2 separate regions of the Mus musculus genome follow, and region 2 is linked to region 1. Evidence: chromatin loops called from intact Hi-C (ENCODE). Cell type or tissue: left cerebral cortex. All regions are shown on one strand.

Region 1 (5,000 bases):
GCAACAAGAGTAATTTAATGGTTGGAGGTCACCAATCATTAAACACGAGGAATTGTATTAAAGGGTCATGGTATTAGGAAGTTTGATCGCTGATCTAGACATAGTACAGCCCTTGATCTCTACAAGAGAAATTGATCTCTGATTTCTGTTCTTCATAATTATAGAGGACAAATGCTCTTTGAAGCCCCCAAGTTTATTTGTTACAGTACCTGCATAAAAGTCCTACAGCTGTATCCATCAAATGACTAGTATGACCATTCTTTTTGTTTTCGGGGTTTTTTGTTTGTTTGTTTGTTTGTTTGTTTTTGTTTGTTTTTGCATCAAGAGAAGAGGAGAAGGAACAGCGACTTCCTCAAACTGTTCATTCCCATAGCCAGGGGCATTTGGGGAGCAGTGCAGCTTACTGAGCCTGATGCGGGGGACCCCACTATGGGATGGTAAGAGCCCTGAGAGGAGTGGTGTCCTGGAAGCCTTAGCCAGCTGGGTAGAGGCACAAAGGCCACCCTTCTCCCCTACCTGTTTTGTGTGTGCCTGTTAGCTGACTCAGAGTTGACAGTAAGATCGGGTCTACCCAGACTAGATCTGTAGCCACCGGGAGGTTCCAGTTTAAAATCCACTTGGTTTCTTTGGGCTAAAGTACAATCGCATCGATCCCTCTAACCAGTTTGGATTGCATTCTCACTGGTACTGACACCCTGTGCTTCCCCGAATCCTGTCTGTCCTCACACAGTTTGCCCCATATGCCTCCCAGCCCCGACAGGTCTTGAAATCTCTGTCCCAAAGTGCCTCAGTCAGGAGGGGATTCCGTGTGTGGGGATATGATAGAGCCGACAGACGTACCCAGACACTGGCTCTCCACAAAAGGTTCAAAACAGGCTCTGGTAACAAAGCAGTTAATTATCAGCGATGGGAGTTCAGGGATAGTTCAAAGGGGAGGTGACATTTGACCTGTGTTATTAAGGGAAAGGAAGTTGCTTTAAGGCAAAATAAAGAAAAGAGCTGCCAGGCAGAGAGCCAGGAGCAGAGATGAGGGCCTTCAGATGTGGCCATTGGAATGCAGCACGAGGAACAGCTTGCACCGGGGTAGGGAAACGTTCATAGTGCTAGCCACTGCGTCACAGTCATGGAACTTCTGATGCCAAGGACAGCTAGCAGGCAGGGAAGTATGGAAATGAAATGTGCGCGTGGCTTGAGATCTTGGGGTGTTGAGTAAAAAGTGGGGGGTTGTTGTAGAGCGTGGTGATGGAGTTCCCTACCATGTTCTAGCCAGTGAGCCCTCAGCCCTCAGCACATCAGTCAGGATGGGCTGGGTCAGGTCACATTAAAGAAAACCCAACAGTAGTACCAACCTGTTATTTCTTACCCATGTCCCATGCCCATTGTGGAATGACCATGGGCATTCTTCCTATGACACATCCTCAAGGTGACACCTAACTCTACTTTATTTGCTTAGTCACATGGCCACAACAACTCTAACAGTACAGAGACAGTGGCTGTGTGGCTTCCTTGAAACTCGCAGAACTCTAAAGAGGGCGGGTGTCACTCGCTCTAAGCTTCCCAGACACAATTCGGTGTCTTCTTAGTAGTTAGGTTTCAAACTTGGTAAAATCATCCCAACAGCAGTTTGACATGGTCTTCCTTGGTTCCTTTAAAAGCACCACAGTCTGCGGAGTGCTGCTGGATACAGCTGAGATGTTTCCCCACCTGGGGTGCAGCGTTATTCACCGATACCCATGATGTAGACCCTACCCTGAGTTCACACCACCACTGTGATGCCACTAAACTAGCAGTTCCAGAAAGCCACTAAAGAATGTGCTCTCAGGCAGGGAAGGCTCAGCAGGTAAAGGCACCTGCCACCAAGTCTGATGTCCTGAATCTATAGTAGGACAGAACCAATTCTGAAAAGTTGTCCTCTCACCTCCACATGTGCACTGTGGCATGTGCACACCTATGTGCCACTGCATGTTTTTGGAGATCAGAGGACAACTTGTAGTAGCAGACTCTCTCTTTCCACCATACGGATTACAGGTTCAGACTCAGGTTGTCAGGCACCTTGACCCCAGTGAGCCATCTTACCAGCCTCTCCAGATTGTTTTTAATCTTCAAGGAGTTTAATGGTGGAACCACTCACTCACTGTACAAAATAAATGTTCACTTGCCAAAGTTTAACATATGACTAAGATTTAATGAACACAATATAAACATCACTATAGCCCTAATACAACAACTTTGAAAAGTCATCTGATAAAATGATAGGTTCTGGGCTGAAGAGATGGCTCAGCAGTTAAGACCACTGGCTGTGCTTGCAGAGGGATCAGGTCAGTCCCAGCACCTACATAGTACATCACAATTCGGTGTAACTCCAGTTGCGGGGTCTCTGAGGCCCTCTTCTGGCCACCGTGGGCACTGCATGTGCAAGGCTCACAGATACACCCTGTCAGAACACCCATACACATTCAATATAATTGTTTAAACTAGAGAAGGTTTTCATAGTCTTAGAAGCTACTTAGTCACATCACAGTTGTGGACACACAGAAGGGTACAAGTTGTTCCCAAGCCACACCCGTCTGTTCTCCGGATGGCCAGATGGGCACCTGAAGCCTGTGATTTCTCCCAACACTGGGAAAGTGTGGGGTTCCAGTTTACTGGCTTGGAACAATTGCTCCTGGTCCGTTTTTCAGAAGTCCGTCCTTTAACGTGTTTTTTCAGAGGTCAGACATGCAGGTGGGTAGAAGGGCATAAGGAGAGGTCAGGGGTGTGGAGCAGGAGAGGGAGGAGCCACCACAATGCATTCTGCTTGAAAGTGCAGAAGAAACCTAATACTGTGTATGCTGCTTAAAAAAGAAAAAAAAAAACACTCTAAAAATACCCAGCTGAGCCATGCCTGTGGCCAGCAAGTGACAGACTGGGGTTGGGGGAGGTGTCAGGTGCTACTTGGCAGATCTTGGATCCAAACAATGTCTTTTGCTCTGGAGAGAAGTGAGGACAAGGAGGACACCACGCCTTGTCTGAGGACAGGGGTTCAGCCCAAGCCCACGTGAGCCTGCACTCCCGGTGCCCAGCCTTATGGTCCTAGTTCCGCCTCCATCACACAGAACAAGGCAGCTGTGCATCAGAACTCAGCTACTAAGGATTTCCCAGTCACAGCCAAACTCTCAGCTGTCTGAGATGAGTGTTTTCAGGAAGGAGCCCAAGCCTCAGGGCTGAGAGGAGAGTCAGAGCGCTAGGCTGTATCTCGGTAGTAGAGCGCTTGCCTGGCTCACAGGTCCCTGGTTCAGGCCCTGACACTGTAGACAGTAATAACAAACCTAACTAACAGTGGCTCTTTCAAGGACAACTCTATCGTCTCCCCGAGCACATCCCACGTTGGTGTGGTTGTCCACTTAAAATGCTTTTGTCTTTTTCTCTGTCTAACACACGCTTGCTCTACACAAAGGCCTGTCAAAGCTTTTTGAATATTTCTCCTGGCCTTGACTTTCTAGAGTTCCTCTCCTCCGCCCCCGCCCCACCCCCCACCCCGTCTGCCTCCCTGAATTTATTGTGTCTTCTACCTTGTTCCCAGAACGCTTTGAACCTACCTCTTCCGAGTCCCGGAGCAGGAATTGTTACATGACTACACGGTTCAAGGCCATTTCTCTTCACTCTTGCAAATATTGGCTCCTTGAAGTGAAGGCCTGAATGTTAGTTATCCTTAGTTTCCTGTGCCCACCATAGTGCCTGGTCCAGGGGGAGAGAGTGTGATTACCAAATGACGTACAAGCACCCAGGTAACAAATTTCAGGCACACTGTGCCTGGACAATACTACGGCCTATTTAACCTGCAAGTGTCTGTCTCCCCTCCCCCACTGTCCTTTCAGATTTCTAGGTCAGATGCAGGTCCTACAAATCTGTTCTCACAAGCCTTCCGGGTGCTGCTCCAACTGTACAGGAGCCTTCTGCGATGTGTTTGTCCAGTGGTTAGGAATGCCTCTGGTTGGAGAGCCCACAGGGAAATTAGACTGGAGCCCCGTGCTGCTCCGCAGGCAGGCTGTAGGGGGTGCTCTGCAGCCTACTTCTGCATTCCACTGGGAGTCAGAATAGCCCAGAAGCATCTACCCATTCTTATCCCCCACCCACGTTCCAGGTCCACTTAGACTTCCCCCAGGCCACAGCACACAGAAGCATGCTAGCACCTCTCTTAACTTTCCAGAGTATTTGAGACTCACTAGTAGGTTACCCTAATGTTCTGGCCACATAGAGTCCTGGCTCCAACACTAGCAGTGGTCAGTGTTTTGGGAGTGTGGAGTTTGGGCTTCCAACCACCCTTGATGACAAGGCCAGGGGGTCACTGCCAGAGCAGGTCCCGGCTGACCTAGGGCCTCCTCCTCAGTGTCTTGAATCAAGTCATACAGCCATCCCCACTCCAGCCCTCTCTGGCCCGTGCACAGCAGAGAGTTTCACGTGTCTTCCAGGCAACAAAAGCATCCTAACTTCCTCAAAGGGTCCCCTTTCTCCCTGTCGCTATCCCTCCCACCGCCTTCCCTGCAGGCCTCATCACACGCATGGGGGGCAGACTGCTTCCCAGAAGAGGCTCAGTCCCTGCTTGCTCATTAAGTCGCTGTAATTATACGCACGTGGGCCTAATTGGTTTTAATTGCACTCCAAGGCTGCTCTAGGTTACAACGGTGTCTCCAGCCTCAGAGAAGTTGCTCCCTTTATTTACCGCTTAAATAGTATCAAGGGGAAAACAGGAGAAGTGATAGTGAGGAAACTCTTCATTCTGAGAGAGCAACTTTCAAAGTGCTTGGCCATCCTGACCCTGCAGTGCTGGGTTCAAATTCAGCGCAAGGAAAGTGAGTCAAGCCACCGAGAGGCTGTGCCGCTGTGGAGAAGTCAATCCAGCATGCAGGCTGCGCTGCGGCTGCACGATGCTTAACTGTGGTGTGGCATCCTCTCTTTATGAATCTGCATCTATTCTCCAGTTGCACACACCCATCTACCTGAAATTCACAAATAAACCA
Region 2 (5,000 bases), 230 kb after region 1:
TGGCAAAAACGCCTCGTTCTTGAACAGCATGACTTAGGTACCATTTGGAGTGCAGAGAACATCGTGTCGGGCCTGATGGGGGAGAGTGGGTAGGCCACCCCTCCTTCACAGGATATTTCCGTCTCTCTCCTGGATTCAGAGTTCCCTGTGTTCTTCCGCGCAAAAAGCACAGCAGCAGGTGGGAGGCTATTCTAGCTGTCCTTGTGATCCAGGCTTGGCAATAAACTGCCAAAGACAGTTATAAGCTGCTGAGACCTGTCTGCCCACGAGTCTGAGGCTGCTGGGGTAGCCTAGGGCTGAGATAATGTGCAGGCCCCGTGTGCCAGGGAACCTGTGCACCCCTTTTCAGTGCAACAGCCATAAAGAGAAAAGCATAAATCTGACATCTGCAGAAAGGTGAATGGAACTGGAGTCGTTGGGGGAAGGGAGCTAGGGGGCAGATGCAGAAATACCAATATTGCATGATTTCTTTCAGATGCAGGACCTAGATTTCAGTGGGGGTAGGGGGCAGATGCAGAAATACCAATACTGCATGATTTCTTTCAGATGCAGGACCTAGATTTCAGGATGCATATGCAAGTGAGGGTGGGTCAAGAAACTACAAAGGACTTCATCAGAAGGAGGAAGAAACTTTCAGGGACGGGGGGGGGGGGGGTAGAGGAAAAAAAGAAAGAAGCAAGTGAAACGCCTGTGACCAGAAAGCAGAAAGGAGGCTCTGGGGTGTGGGGGACCAGCAAGAGGCAGGAGGACAGGGAGGAGCAATAGGAGACCAGGTGAATAAGGACAAAATGTGTATGGACATGTCAGAATTAAACCTGTTACTTTATATGCTAGCTTCAAACGCCAACAAATACAGGGACGGGTTTAGATCACCTTTGAGAGAAGTACCTGGCTTGGTTTGGGACAACCACTGGCCCTTTTCCTCGTTCATATTTGAATACATTTTATTTTGATCAAATTCATCCCTCACTCCCCACCTTCAGCTTTTCTCTAGCTTGCTCTATCCCATCTTTCCTTCATTTTTATGTCCTTCCACACTCTGTAGATGATAGATGATAGGTAGGTAGATAGATAGATAGATAGATAGATAGATAGATAGATAGATAGATAGATAGATTAGATTACCTATTGAGTTTAATTAGTGTAACCCAAATGTAAATGAGTGTAGGACTAGCCTTTATAGGTTGGGACCTACCCCCTACTTCTGAGAAATCTGACTTCTTTCTTCTGGTAGTCATGAACTACCTGTAGCTTCTCAACTAGTGAACACACACAAACACACACACACACACACACACACACACACACGTGCGCCATGCATGCCAGGATATTGACCAGATTGATCTTGACAAAGTCTTGTGTAGCATCCACAACTGTAGAGAGCTTATGAGTACAGCGGCTCTCACATCTGGAAGACAGTTTGACAGCGGCCCCTGGGAGCTCTGGCCCTTAGAACCTTCCCATTCTCTGTGAGACATTTGCTGAGCCTTGGGAGGAATATGTGGTACTGGCTCTCTGCTTTTTGGTCTCTGTTGTCCCCTCAGCAAACCTCCGTCCACCGAAGAAAGAAGCCCCTCCCCGGGCACTGTCTACACCTCCAGAGGATCTGGACTCGGTTTCCAGGATCTTCAACCACTCACAGCCCTCTGTAGCTCCAGTTCCAGGAGGCTCTTCTGGCCTCCTCAGGCACTAGGCACACATTTGGTCTGCACATAAAATTAAAAAGACATAAATACGTATTCTTAAAGAAGCAGCTTTTCAGATGAGAGGAGAGGGAACCAGCGACATTGGTGTCAGCCTTTCTCACAGAAGACAGTGTTACAACAGAGGCCAGGTGGCAGAGGGAAGCAAAGAGGTGTGGTGGAGGACACATCAAAGTTCTGATCTAGACTGTCACTCCCTGCCCAGATAACAACCGCAGCTCCGCTGCTTCATTTACTGGAGCAGCAAAGGGACACAAATGGCTTTTATAATGTATCCAAGTCAGAGCAGCCACCTCTCCACCTCTACTGCTACCCTTGGCTCTGTGTTGCTGTCATTTGATTTTGGTATTTCTAATCTGCTTATTGGCTTACCTCTGGCTTTCAGCTTCTTTATCCAAAGAGAAAGGCTCATGTGCCTGTCCTCTGTGGGATTTCATATTCTTTCCAGCTCCTGGATGACTTCTTTTGAGTCGTACAGTAGCAAACTGTGTGAACCAGGGCTTTGGGTGGAAGCAGACAGATCTTTGTTCTCAGTCACATTGTTATCGGGAAGAAACAAGAGTGGTCTTCGCAGGGATGTCATGATGGGTGTTTCAGACAATTTGCAAGCTTGTTTTCCACAGGGAAAGTGCCCAGGGTTGCTTCCTTTCCTGTGCTTATGATTTTAGTGAAGTTGCCAATGGTGAGGATTGGCACAGAGGAAAAATACTCAGTGGATATTTAGGAACTCTTTCTTCCTGCTTCATTATCCTGTCTCCATGGTAACAAGGATTCTTAGGGTTGTCTTTTTTTTTTAAACCACTATAGTTGGAAGATTGACAAATATTGTAGCTTGAGTAGAAATGACTGTCTGTGTGTAGTATAATCATCAACATATGAATGAATGTGTCCTTTTGTCAGAAACCCACTAAGTCTAAATATATATATGGCTTTTTTTTTTCCCCCAGAAGTTAGCAATTCTTGCCTGGCCTGCCTCACAGAGAGATTGGCAGGTGCCTTATGGTGGCAGGTGCCGGAGAGCCCTCTAGTGGGAAATTGCCAGGACAAACTCAGGAGCAGGAGAGAGTCAAGAGAGAAGGGATGTTCACCAGTGTGCTTGCTGGAGAATGTGTTCATTTGTCAGTCTGTCATGTAAGAATCCCCAGGCACATACTGAGGCCCGTGCTAAATAAGTAACAAAATTAAGATAATGATTTCAATGCGTCAGTCTCCAGGGCCCTCACCTGAAACATCTGTTAATGGGCAAAATCAGAGAGTAAGGATGTCTTCAGGCCGTAAGTGAAATTGAGTGGCTGGAGAGAGATGGTTTAGCAGGGAAGAGCACTGCCTCATATTCCAGAAGGCCCTGGTTTGATTCCCAGCGCCTACACAGAGGATCATGATCCTCTGTTACTCCAGTCCCAGAGGATATAGCACCCTCTTCTGACCTCTGAGGGTACCGGGTAAACATATGGTACCTAAACATACACGCAGGCAAAACACCCATACACATGAAATACAATTTTTAAAACCTGGAGTCTGAAGTAGACGAGATGATCCTTCTCTGGGGAGTGGAAGGGGATAGGAGTTTCTCACCACATGAGTGCCTCTCAAACAGAACATTATAAACCTCCCCCTTCCTCAAAACCACCATCATGCATAGGACTTCCATTGCTGTTTGTCCTGCACTTAGAGAATTACAGAACACTCCTTGCCCAGCATCCCTAGCCACACATAAAGCACACCTGAGACCCTAAGGTCAGTTTTACAAGAACAGTTGTATCCCTCTTGCCCAGGGCCCTGATGCTTTTACTCATTCCATTTTAAATGACTTTGATTTTAATGGCTTGTACAGAGTATTTTAAAACCACGTTGTGTAAGAAATAACCCTATTGTACGTGTATTATAAAAGCATTTGAACTATGTCTAAATGTACTGAAGGCTGTGGAACTGGAGAGCCCGGTCCACAGCTATGTTACCGACCAGCATCCACAAGCCTCTCCTAAAGGCTCAGAAAGTGTGTTTCCAGGCAACACGGATCGGGCTTTAGAGCTTAGGCCTTTCAAACACGTTGAGGGTCTAAGTCAAGCCAGAGTCACTGGTGGACTCCTTATGTTTAGCCCAGAACACAGCGTCTCTGATGATGCACAGCCCAGGAGTTTGTATCGAGCAACCTAATTTTCTTTTCTACACTGGATTAGATAGATCCATTAGTTATAAGCCCAGAATCACAATATATGCCGGTGTCGAATTAAGAAAAGCAATCTTGGAGTAATTTAACCAAGAGCAAGCCAGAGTCTCTCTCTTGTCTCTAATCTGTCTGTGATATGAACCTGAATCTGTGCCTGCCTGAATGCTGTCTTGTAAATCTCTCTCTGTGTGTGTGTGTGTGTGTGTGTGTGTGTGTGTGTGAATTACTCATGGGCCAGCGGCATGGGAGACCATATAATAAGATTAAAGCCATGCCTTAGCTTAGGCTGTAAAGGTTTAATCACATGGGGGCAGGAGGGCTAGAGATAGCTCAGTGGTTAAGAGCCCTGACTGCTCTTCCAAAGGTCCTGAGTTCAAATCTCAGCAACCACATGGTGGCTCACAACCATCTGTAATGGAATCCAATGTCTTCTTCGAGTGTGTCTGAAGACAGCTCCAGTGTGTACTTATATAAATAAAATAAATAAATCGTTTTTTAAAAAAATTCATCACATGGGCAACCCAAGGTAGGTGAGGTTGCTTGTTTGTTGCTGTCTTAAAGTGGGTTAAAAAGACAGGGCTAGGACCACAGTAGGATAGCAGTGACCGCAGGGTATGTTAACTCAGCTGTGAGTTAGCAAAAGTTCCAGTCTCTTAGAATCTATGAGAGCATTTGTAACCACCCCACTTTTCTGACTAGAACAAGGATTTTCAAAGCCCAGTGCCCCATCAGGAACTGCGTGAGGCTTCCCAGGAGCCTGATTTACCTGGTCCCTGGTCTCTGTGACCATCAGTGGCTACTCAGCCATGCACTCTGATACAGAGGAAATAGCTCCTTGCAGGTTATGCCTGTGTCCCTGGCACAAGTGTATGTTCAGGAGAACTCACAGGGTGTCTTAAACCTGTTGGAGCCAATCCAATCATTCATTCATTCACTAACCATGCACTCACCCAGTAAGTAGAGTATATAGTCACTAAAATACCCTGTGACCCCTGACTCCCTGTCTTTCTAATTCTCTGACCCTGGAGAACCCCGTTTCTCTTGAGCTTCCTAGTTCTCCACTGAGCTCCATACAAAGGTCACTACACCTCCCATAAAGCCGGCTCCCAGAGCCTGAATCCGCTGCA

Evidence for each region. A loop is a pair of places that touch in the nucleus more often than their neighbours do. Peaks named below come from ENCODE experiments on the same cell type or tissue, not always from the same donor. Only the 100,000 strongest peaks of a DNase experiment are listed, where the experiment ranks them.
Region 2: it touches region 1 in a loop (3-fold over the local background); 1 of 42 quality-filtered maps calls a loop at or near these places.

Annotation. Positions count from the first base shown.
Region 1 is chr6:54,250,988-54,255,987 of GRCm38, forward strand. The region is part of intron 6 of Chn2 (chimerin 2); the gene reads left to right. It overlaps Gm15527 (a long non-coding RNA gene), which reads right to left and starts at 4,007. Exons shown (of 3, transcript XR_003956307.1): 1 at 3,579-4,007. In left cerebral cortex, CTCF peaks have their summits at 2,403 (motif pointing left) and 4,025; DNase peaks (open chromatin) are centred at 2,490, 3,061 and 3,985; H3K27ac peaks cover 558 bases.
Region 2 is chr6:54,476,419-54,481,418 of GRCm38, forward strand. All of the region lies in intron 2 of Wipf3 (WAS/WASL interacting protein family, member 3), which reads left to right. It also overlaps a transcript of Scrn1 not described here. Among named protein-coding and RNA genes, the nearest start is that of Gm44026, 12 kb to the left of the region's middle. In left cerebral cortex, a CTCF peak has its summit at 2,707 (motif pointing left); DNase peaks (open chromatin) are centred at 57, 2,438 and 2,715; H3K27ac peaks cover 19 bases.